2 separate regions of the Homo sapiens genome follow, and region 2 is linked to region 1. The links are chromatin loops, found by intact Hi-C in ENCODE. Cell type or tissue: Caco-2. All regions are shown on one strand. Each heading gives the region's core, and the rest is flanking DNA. Links, peaks and the distances in the headings are about the cores only. Region 1 overlaps KIF16B (kinesin family member 16B). Region 2 overlaps KIF16B (kinesin family member 16B).

The links. A loop is a pair of places that touch in the nucleus more often than their neighbours do. Peaks named below come from ENCODE experiments on the same cell type or tissue, not always from the same donor. Only the 100,000 strongest peaks of a DNase experiment are listed, where the experiment ranks them.
Region 2: a loop joins it to region 1, with 5 times the contacts of the local background. A loop is called at or near these places in 2 of 110 quality-filtered maps.

What each region holds. Positions count from the first base shown.
Region 1 is chr20:16,405,671-16,411,062 of GRCh38, reverse strand. It overlaps KIF16B (kinesin family member 16B), which reads left to right. Exons shown (of 26, transcript NM_024704.5): 16 at 4,607-4,689. Among named protein-coding and RNA genes, the nearest start is that of KIF16B, 170 kb to the left of the region's middle. In Caco-2, for the core only: no CTCF peak of the experiment used is centred there; DNase peaks (open chromatin) are centred at 3,062 and 3,642.
Region 2 is chr20:16,268,619-16,274,010 of GRCh38, reverse strand. It overlaps KIF16B (kinesin family member 16B), which reads left to right. Exons shown (of 26, transcript NM_024704.5): 26 at 600-1,907. The coding sequence ends at 758. Among named protein-coding and RNA genes, the nearest start is that of KIF16B, 300 kb to the left of the region's middle. In Caco-2, for the core only: no CTCF peak of the experiment used is centred there; no DNase peak of the experiment used is centred there.

The DNA.
Region 1 (5,392 bases), core at 96-5,095:
TATGAAGCAGCAGAGAAATTTATTGACGAGTATGTCAAGGTCATCGGTGATGAAAATCTGACACCAGAACCAAGTCTGTAATGCTGATGAAACATCACCGTTTTGGCATTATTGCTCTAGAAAGACACTGACTGCAGACAATGAGGCAGCCCCTACAGGAACTAAGGGTGCCAAGGACAGAATAACTGTGCTGAGATGTGCTAATGCAGCAGGCATGCGTAAATGTAAAATTGCTGTGATAAGCAAAAGCTTGCATCCTCCCTGTTTTCAGTTCAAGGAGTGAATTTCCTACTTGTTCATTATGCTAACAAAAAGACATGGATCACCAGGTGATTGCTTATCAGCAGCATATAATTCAGAATCAGGAATGATGGTGATGCTAAGCAACTGCAGATTGTCCACATGGGTGGCTCAGATAGTGGCACCTTTGCTTTCTGATTGTTCCCTGTACACTAACTTTGTTTCATTCACAAAATTATTTAAAATATTGTATAAAGTTACTTTCAGGACTCTCTATAAGTGTATATGAAGCATAAATAAATTTCATGTTTAGACTTGGGTCCCATTTCCAAGATATCTCATTATATATATTCCAGTATTCTGAAATCCAAAAAATAATCAGAACTCCAAAACCCTTTTTGTCCCAAGCATTTTGGCTAAGGGATAGTCAACCTGTATATGTGTGTGTATGTATATGTCTCTCTCTCTATATATATATACACACACATACACACACACATATACACACACACACACACACACATATATATGTAGGTACGTACCTACATATATATATATGTACACCGACATATATATATGTACCTACATATATGTATATGTACCTACATGTATATGTACCTACATATATGTATATGTACCTACATATATATATGTACCTACATATATGTATATGTACCTACATATATATATGTACCTACATATATATATGTACCTACATATATATATATGTACCTACATATATATATATGTACCTACATATATATATATGTACCAACATATATATATGTACCTACATATATATATGTACCTACATATATATATGTACCTACATATATATATATATATATATATGTATATATATATATATATATATGTAGGTAAGTGGGTAGGAAGGTAGATCGACATCCCAGACTTTTATTCAAGAGCTTCAAACCCATATTTTCATTTGCCAAATGCATCTCTAATTCATTATGTCCAAAACCAAACTCATGATTTTTCCCCACCCCATCTTGGTCCTTTTCCAGTGTTCTCAGTCTGTGCAGAAGACTCCCCATTCAACTAGTGATGCATTCCAGAACCCAGAAGCCATCTTCCTCACCCCCGTCTCCTCTTTGTGTCTAGCCCATCATCAAATCATATTGATTTTATCTCCTACATATCTTCCAGTTTTGTTTTACTTCTCTGCTTTGGTAACCCTTTCCCCCAGTCCAGAGCCATCATCACTTACCTGGACCACTGTAGTAGCCACCTGGCTTGCTTAGCCATATTCACTCTTGCCCTGTTTGGCCTTTCTTCAGTCACCATTGCAAGAATGATCTTTGGTGAAACTGAAATCTAATCATGTTATGCTGCTGCACAGAGCCCTTCAGTGTCTTCCTCTTACAACTAGATAAAACACAAGATCCTTTACATCCTGAAACATTTGAGTTGATTCACTTTCTCCCTCCTTCTCAAGCCTTATGTTGGTGCAGTGCTCACTCTTGTTCCCTTTGCCATAGCCACATGGTTGTCTTCCAGTCACTCATTCTTGGTGGCATCTTCCTCCTCATTATTATCATCAATCATCATCATGATCATTATTGCTTTTATGCAAGACACTCTCCCAACTTGTTCTCAGAGCTTGTTTTAGACACCACCTCCCTTGAAGATATCCTTCTCTAGTTTCCCCTATAATAAACCCTTATCATTGTTGCTCTTTGAGCCCAGGACACAGTTCTTCTCCTTCAGCTGCAGCTTTGCATTTATTTGTGGAATCATTTCATTATTTGATTATTTATCTCTCTCTCTGACATTTTTTAAAGCTCCATAAAGGCAAAGCGTATGTCTGAATTGCTCAACTCTGTATCCCCCATGTTTATCACAGTGACTGGCATACAGTAAGTGTTCATTAAATATTTGCTGAATGAACAGTGGCATCATGTAAAAATGAAGCAAATTTTTAAATTCACGAGATTTGTTGAGTACAGGTGCTTAGAAGAAGAAAGGGAAGGAAACCAGCCTTAATGGACCCCTTTTAACATGCCAGACAGTTGACTCAAACATTATCTAGATGGAAGCACTGAATTGTCATGATAGTTTTGCTTTCTTTTATAACTCCTTACAGGGCTTTTTGTGTGTATTTCATGCAGATAACATGGGTGGCAAGATTATTTTCAATGATTTAATACAATTTGAAATATGTCTCTGAAATACCATTCTATTTTTCCATTAACATATTTTAGCAATTTTCAACTTGCATGACTGGGCATTTGATTAACAGAAAAAAAGAAGAATTGGAGATGTAATTAACACCTGGAATGTGATTGCTTTATTAATCTCTAATGTAACTTTAACAGCATTAAATATACATACATCCTAGACGTGGCTGCTTAGCTTTTGGCTTACTATGTAGTCCTAGTCGTAAAAGGCATGGGAAACACCTTTTTTATCATGGTAATGGTCTTGCCATAATTGGAAAAAATACAAATGCAATTCTGCATGACAGGGATAAGCAAATTGTAGAGTGGATAATATCTGCTGCTGCCCCACTAGGGCTCCTAAACTGTCTTATCCTCCTTTTCATAGTGACTTTGTTTCTGCTAAATAATGACAACCACTAAAACCAACCCATATCAGTTGCTCCCTGTCGTTGTTATTTAAACCTGTTAGGTTTTAATCATATTGAATTTGAAACTCCCTTGAGTTGTCCAAAACAATACATCAAATAGGCAGGTGGATATGCTGGCCTGAGCTCCAGAATAGATATCTGGTATTATGATATTTCCTGCAGGGCCCAGGTGAAGATATTACCCAAGCAAGAGGCTAGTGACTGTGGTCAACCAGAGGTCACCTGTGCAAAGGAGGCAACTCTCAGCAGCCCAGGGATTTTTGCTAAGTGCAAACAAAGATCTACTGATAGCATATCTTAGGAATTTTGAAGGAATGCTAGAAAAGTACCCAGACTTTTATGTGAACTCTCCAGACTTTGAACTCTTGCCAACTAAAGATTTTGTTTTTGAAACATGACAGGGAACACAAAAAAATACATCTATAGACTGGAGTTTTTCCTCTGGCCACCAGTTTGTGACCTCTGGTCTAAACTCTCATACTTGTTCTCCGGTCTTCACAGGCTATTTCATCTATCCAGTATTGATTCTTGATGCTGTTTCAAACATCCTGAACTTTGGATGGACATGATTCTCTCCTCTGTCCTGAGCATAGCAGGCCATTCTCCTTTCTATAGCTTAGACTCTCTCTGCAATTACCCAACATGGAACACTTCCTCTTGCCCTCTGGTTATCCGGTGAGACCCAACTTAGGTCCTTGGTGCAGAAGCCTGTCCCCAGCTACTCCAGGCTCCACTCGTCACTTAATCACACACTCAGCTAAGTGTGCTAGACACTTAAGCACTCACCTGTCATTCTTCATGGTTGACTGTCAGTGCATGTGTCTTATCTTCATTGATGCCCTGAGGCATTGTAGACTCTCATACGTGGATGGGACCATACACGTGGCCTCTCATACATGGATGGGACTTCAGAAGACACAGTGAACCTCTTCTGCAACATCTTTTCTCTTACATGCCTCTGGTGACAAGGAGCTCACAGCCCTGCAGGCACCTGTGCCCGCTTTAGACAGCTGTGACCCTAAAATGGGTTTGTTTGCTTCATCAAGCTGAAATTTGCCTCTTCCCATGCTTTTGTTTTCCTTGGGCATTTCCCTTGAATTATTTTGCCCCTTGTGCAGTTGTTTTCTGAATAAGGAAGACTGTCATCAGTCAAAAGGACCCTTTCTTATGGGTCTAATGTGGAATTTTAATAGGGTTTTGAGAAGAAGCAGTGTTTTTATTTGGAAATAGACCATAAATGTACACAAGTTCTCTCCCGTCAAATTCTGAGGGAGATTTTAGTAATAGTTACCTATATTATGCCAATTCCATACGTTTTCTTTTGAAAGCACTTTTCTTTTGAGATTTCTACTTTTACCAGTATCAATAAACATTCCTAAAGTTGTGACCATATGCTTTGCTTGATATTATATCTCTTTGGAGAACTGGTTTCCTTTTTTCTTCCAGACAATCAAAAGTCTAATTATATGTCTGTTAAGTTTTAAATCTCATAATATGTTGTAATGCTTAGATTCATCACTTCTGCTGGATATTATGGATATGAGGATATAATGTGTGTTGTGACACTCAGCTGTAAAAATAAAGGTATTTCCAGATTTGAAATTGTCTTAAGTAAGCAGACTTTTGAGACTAAAGCTTTCCCTTATTATTTTATAATACACTGGAAATTACATTTCAACAGTAGAATTCCATGTTATGGTATTGGCAACTGACCAGACTGCTTACTGTAAATTCATTACTGTTTTTGTGTGTTTTCAGGTGCTGTGATTCTCTTGGGAAGAACCAATATGTTTCGCTTTAACCATCCAAAGGAAGCCGCCAAGCTCAGGGAGAAGAGGAAGGTGAGGGACACGGCGTCTCTAGGAGGGAACCACTGATCGTATGTGAGGATGAGTGGGTGGTGGTCACTCTGGTTCCAATCTTTTGACTTTCTGGGGTGCAGAACCGTGGAAAAGTAGTTCTGTGATCTGGATTGATTCTAGGGAGATTGTTTCCCAGCAGATGATTGGCTGATGAAGTAAGAGAGCAAGCAAGTAAATTCTAGAGCAGACAGGGAGAAACTGCTCCTCCTAGATCCTTCTCTTCAGCCTTCCACCCTTCCCACCAAGGAACTGGGCATCATTTTGCATTAGGTGGAGAGTGACTTCCTCTAATCAGCATCTGTTAGGAATTAACCCAACATTGGAATCACATTAATCCAAAATCAGCCACAGTAAACAGATTTTTCATTGAGGTGGGAAGCGAGAGCAGGGGTGGGTTTAGGACAACTGGGAAAGACTTTGGTTTGGTTGGAAGGGGACGTCTAAAGGGCAGGACGTTTAAGTGCTGATGGGGAAGGAGCTAAGGACCAGAGAAAGAAAGAAAGAAATCTGTTCAGGGACATCGTGGCTGGTCCTTAGACTGAAGAAAATAATAAAGGCTACAGCTAACATTTCTACGAGCCAGGAATGGTGCTAAACTTGTACATATATTCTATCTCTTTATCTGTGCAGCAGCCGTTAATACCCCCATGCTATCACCCCCAGGTCAAGATGAGAAACAGAC
Region 2 (5,392 bases), core at 321-5,320, 140 kb after region 1:
AACTAGTGACACTGTGGCTGAGAGGCAGATCCCCTGTGCCTGGCACCCTTGACATTTTCCTAGGCATTGTCTGCTGTAGATCTGAGACAGTGCTGCCCAGAATCAGTGCTGAGCCAAAGATATTTCTTCTGTGCATATGTATTTTGTGACTCCGTCTTCTCTGGTTGGTCTGATGATAGGTGGGACAGTGGAGGGCATTCCTCACGTGCTGGTTTTAATGACAATGATAGCACTTTCCAGGTGGGTGGGAAGTTGTTTCTGGAAATTTTTTCTCTTCTTGACACCATCCAACAGTACCTTGACCGTATTCTGATTGATTGATTGATTGATTGATTGATTGATTGATTGAGACAGGGTCTTGCTTTATCACCCAGGCAGGAGTGCAGTGGCACCATCACAGCTCACTGCAGCCTCTACCTCCTGGGCTCAAGTGATCCTCCTGCCTCAGTGCACCACCCTGTCCAGCTAATTTCTTTATTTTTTGTAGAGATGAGGTTTCTCCATGTTGCCTGGACTGGTCTCAAACTCCTGAGCTCAAGCGATCCCACCCGCCTTGACCTCCCAATTGACCATGTTCTTAACTCTTGTCTCTTCCACAGAAATACCTCAGGGACTTTTTCAGCGTGATGCTCCAGTCCGCAACATCTCCCCTCCACATCAACAAAGTGGGACTGACTCTCTCGAAACATACCATTTGTGAGTTTTCACCATTCTTCAAGAAAGGAGTCTTTGACTACAGCAGCCACGGGACGGGGTAGAGCCAGGGGTGATGGAGGAACCACCACAGCAGTGCCTTCTCGTCGAAGCGGGCTCCGATGCAGGGCAGCTCCCCCATGCGAGGATCCGGGTCTGCCTCCTCCTGCTGAAGACAGACATGCAGCAGCGGGCCCGGGCCACCTCACGTTTCCATACCTAGTGCCTGAGTTTGGGGATGGGATGCTCTGCCTGCTGATGTGGCCCTGACAGGCAGCCGTTACCGTTCCATTGCGGTTGAACGTGGCCTTTTCCCACAGTGCTTCCTTCTCACTGCGCAGCAAAGTTCGTCCCCTGTGGCAAGATAGATGTGGTTGGGCCATCGTGGGTTCCCTGAGCCCAGCCAGCCTGGGACCTCCCAAAGTGGGTGGCTTACCAGACCACCCTTAAATGACTTTCATCTGGTTTCCTCTTTCACCAAAATATACTCGTATTTTTTATATTTCTTCCATGTGGCTGGCTATATTCCAAGAAAAGCATTTTAAATTATTTCATTGTATTTTTTTCTTTTTTTCCCTCATTTGAATCAGAACTTTTATATAAAACCCAAACACTGATGTTTACACAGAATTTCATATTCTGCAAAAGGGATTTTTTGATCCAATCATGACTGTAGTCTTCCATGCTTGACAAATTGGATGTAGACAACATTACTTAAAACTTCTATAAATCCCTACAATTAGGATATTTATTTAACCTTGAATATTCAAGAACATTCTCCCAAATCTAAATGGCTACTGTGCATTCTTGAGCTTTTTCTGCTAAGCACAAAATGAACGCAAAGCTAAATGCATATTTTTAAGTATTATTCACATTTTTTGTTACAGAATCTATTGGATCTTTGGCTGGAAAACTAGAATTTATAGCAGTTTATTAATGATACCTTAAATTACTCAGGACTTAATGTAGCATTGCACTTCTGTGTACAGTAAAACTGCTTTGTTTTACTAAAGAGAAAAATGTGAGTGGAAAAAATATGTATGTGGTATATACTCAAATGTATATAATTCTATCTATAGATTTATATATGTATACATTCTGTACAGTAGTTCCATCAAAATATGTAATAATTCACACCAATTTTATTAAATGTATTTGCTTTTTCAAAATTTAAATTGAGCTGCTATCAATATTAAATGAAGTTATGGCATCTACCCTGTAGCTCAGCTTATTTTAAGTCTGTAACATGATCATTCATACTAGTCTGTTTAAACATTGATCTAATGTTCTTGGAAATATGCATAATGTATAACTCAGCATTTGTGTTGCAGAAGATGCAGTGATAGTAATGATTGAAGTCGTAAATGAATGGTTAACAGAACATGTTTGCATTCCATCTTCTAGAGAATGCCTTCACAACAAAGTTCTCCAACCTGAAAAATATGCATAAACGTGCAATTATCCCTATAAGGAGGAAAACTAGTATTGCACTAATTAAATATCATAGTATAGTGTGAAAAAAAATGAGGACATTTTTGCTGCAGAAGGACCTGCTTTTGTCTGCAGTTGTGATTACAGGAATAGGTTTAGGAGCAATTACTACCAGAGAATTTCAAACTAGAGATTAAGGGATAAGAGCTGGGTAGATAATAATTAACCATAGGTCATTTATTTAAGAGGAGTCTTAAGCCCTAAAGATGGTCCCTCATTTGCTGAGTAAACTAAGTGGTTTCTCTTCAAACTGACCAGATAATCTATCTCTTGGCCTTTGAGGCCGGTATTGGAGACTAGGCTCCTGGTAAGCATTTTGTTAAAATCACACAGAAGGTTTGGCAAGAATAAATAGACATGTGTTTGTAAGAAGTGCTGAAATCAGAAGATCCTTCTATTCTAATCCTCACCTTAAGTAATTATAGTTGAGTTTGGAGTTTGAGTACTACTAGCAAGCTCTGGCCAAGGCCGGTCATAACATGGGAGTCGTTTTGCCTCTCTAGGCCTCAGTCTGTCCATCTGAAAATGAAGCTGTGGTACTGGATGGTCTCTTGAGTTTCATTCCAGCTCATGGTTACAGCAGAGGAATAAACCATGTCATTCGGACTCATTACAGTCCCTCATATGTGTACGTGAAGTACATACTTCCAATCTGATTTAAAGGCAGCTGATTCTGAATAAAACATGAGGGAAAGTTGAAAAGCAAATGAAAAGTCACATCTAAACAACAGAATTCCTTTCTGGAGTGAAGATAAGACAGATGACAGAATTAGGATAACAAATGGAAACTCCATTGATTTGGACTAATTTAAAAGAGTGAAAGAAAATTAGCAAATGGATATTTTATTACTTCCAAGTCATCAAATAACAAAGTAACGCCAAGCTGACCACTTTAGGCAATTCAAATTGAAGTGTCATGAACATAAATACTTTTGCAGTCGGTTGGACAAATCTAAGGAACTTAAACAATTTTTTATTTAAGTAGTTTTGACATTCACTCCTAGGTCTTGCTTGCATGATAAATATGTGCACCAAATTTGTTGATATCACTGGTATTGTAACCTTCCGCCCAGTTCCCACTCAGACCTTGCTATTGCTGAATTAGAAAGATTCACATTTAACCTCGTGATTAATTTTGGCATATGAATAGGGAGTAACCAAGTCATGCTGGCTTCCCCAATGACTGACATCTAGAAGATTCTGTGGCTCATAATGGGGGATGATTTGAAGATACACAAACAGGGTATCCCACCCCAGGGCCGATTCTATTTACAATTCTATGCAGAAAGAGCTAGTTCTGCCCAATTTGGTCCCTGATCTACTCAGAGCTGTAGACAGCATATGTGTCCAAGTCTGAGCAGAAGCAGCCAAAAGCTTTCACGGCTAGAACATGCCATAGACTCAGAGGTGGAGGCACCCTTGGGGAGCAGCTGTGGTGCAGGGTCACGTTGGTGTTCTGTATTCAACTTTTAAAGACAAGATTTTTTTTTTTCTGGACACATCTCCTGCAGCACAAAACCACAAGACCCCATTTCCTCAGGTGCGCAGTCAGGGATGCAGAGCCACGTGCTAAGGGGATGTGGCTCCTTACTGATACTCTGAGCCTGCCACAGGCTTGCCTTGTCCCCTCAAAGAGAATGTGCATAGCGCTTCAGGCCTGACATGCTTCAAACAGTAGCATTAGGTTTTCAAGTACACTGACGTTTATAAATGCCTAAAATGTTGCCTTGATTAAAATGTTGCCTTGAGGTGTCATCAGTTGACAGTTGAACGTCTCTGCCGCAGGAGACCCTTCTCCTTCCATAATCTGACACACACCTATAGGAGTGATTCAGATCCGACTTTATCAGAAAGGTCTTTCTTTTTTCATGTTAAATAAAAGAAGGGGAGTAGAAAAGTTAGGCAAAATAAATCCATGGCAAAATTAACTAGGGGCTGGAAGGGACAAGGACAGTGAGATGGCAAAATTAACTGCTTTAGTTTTACTTAGCTTATCATGACAGGTGATTTAGGTTTTGGGAAAACTAATTAAAGACCATTAATCTACAGAGACTCATTCTCGCAAATTAAACCTTGTGTATTCCTCCTTTTTCACATGCAAGAAGACCTGGCTATTGACTTTCTTGGTTTTTTTTTTGTTTGTTTGTTTTTTGGTTTTTGGTTTTTTTTCTGTTGAGACTGCTTTTACTGATGACAGTTCATTAGATAGGAAATGATTCTGTGGTACACAATTTTGAACTTTGCACATAGGGAATTATTTCCAAATTGACAAAAGTTGCCCATTATTACAAATTTCTGAAGCATCCTGTTTCAAATTGATCCCGTAGTGGTACCTTTGAGTTAGAGGGGTGATGTTAATGTTGACCAGGGTGTTACCTTGAGAATGATAATTTGGGATCCAGTAGAACCCTGTTAAACTTTAAAATGGTAGAAGGAGCAAAAAGGCAGTTGACTGAACTGAAGGGGTTGAAGGATGTGAGTTCATCCTTGTTACCTGCAAATAGCACATGCGTGCACTTACCATCCGGGAACTCTGGGCACTAGGCTGTGGCACATCTCCCAAGGTTACCCCATGCCTTTCTAGAAAGCTGTCTCCTGTGTGACTCTTGCAAAATTGACTAAATGCAAAACATCCTTTCTTTGACTGTCCTCATTTGAAATATACTCTTGTATTTGAAAATGAAATAATGAGGTTTTTTCCTAAGGATTACCTCTCCAAACACTGCGAATTTGAAGTTCATTGACTTGGTTTTCCCCTTCTCCATTGCCGAAAAGGCAGATTCTTCCCCATTCAGAGAGAGACAAATGGATATGTTTGCAAAAAGATGCACAAGCTATCTTTCGCTAAGCATCAAAGATGGGGAAGTGCACTGGGTACAAAATGGGAAATGCATAAATGAAAATGCAGAAAGCCCCACAAGATTAAATATAGGAAATGGTTTGGTAACATCAAGACATATCACCAGAAAGAGGGAAGCCTTCCTCCAGAAATTAAATCCTGTGGGGAAAATGTGAAAAATATAATTAAACATCACTGCTTGAAAGCAGAATTCTTTTCCTCAAAGTGTCCAGTATTCTTATGCACAATTAACATTTGCAGAAGTGTTTGTGTCTTTCCAGTAGCACTTACAGTTGTGCCTGAGAGCATCTCACTGGAGAACAGCCTCGGGGTTTGCTATTCCTGTGACTCCAGCGTTCCTTCCCACTC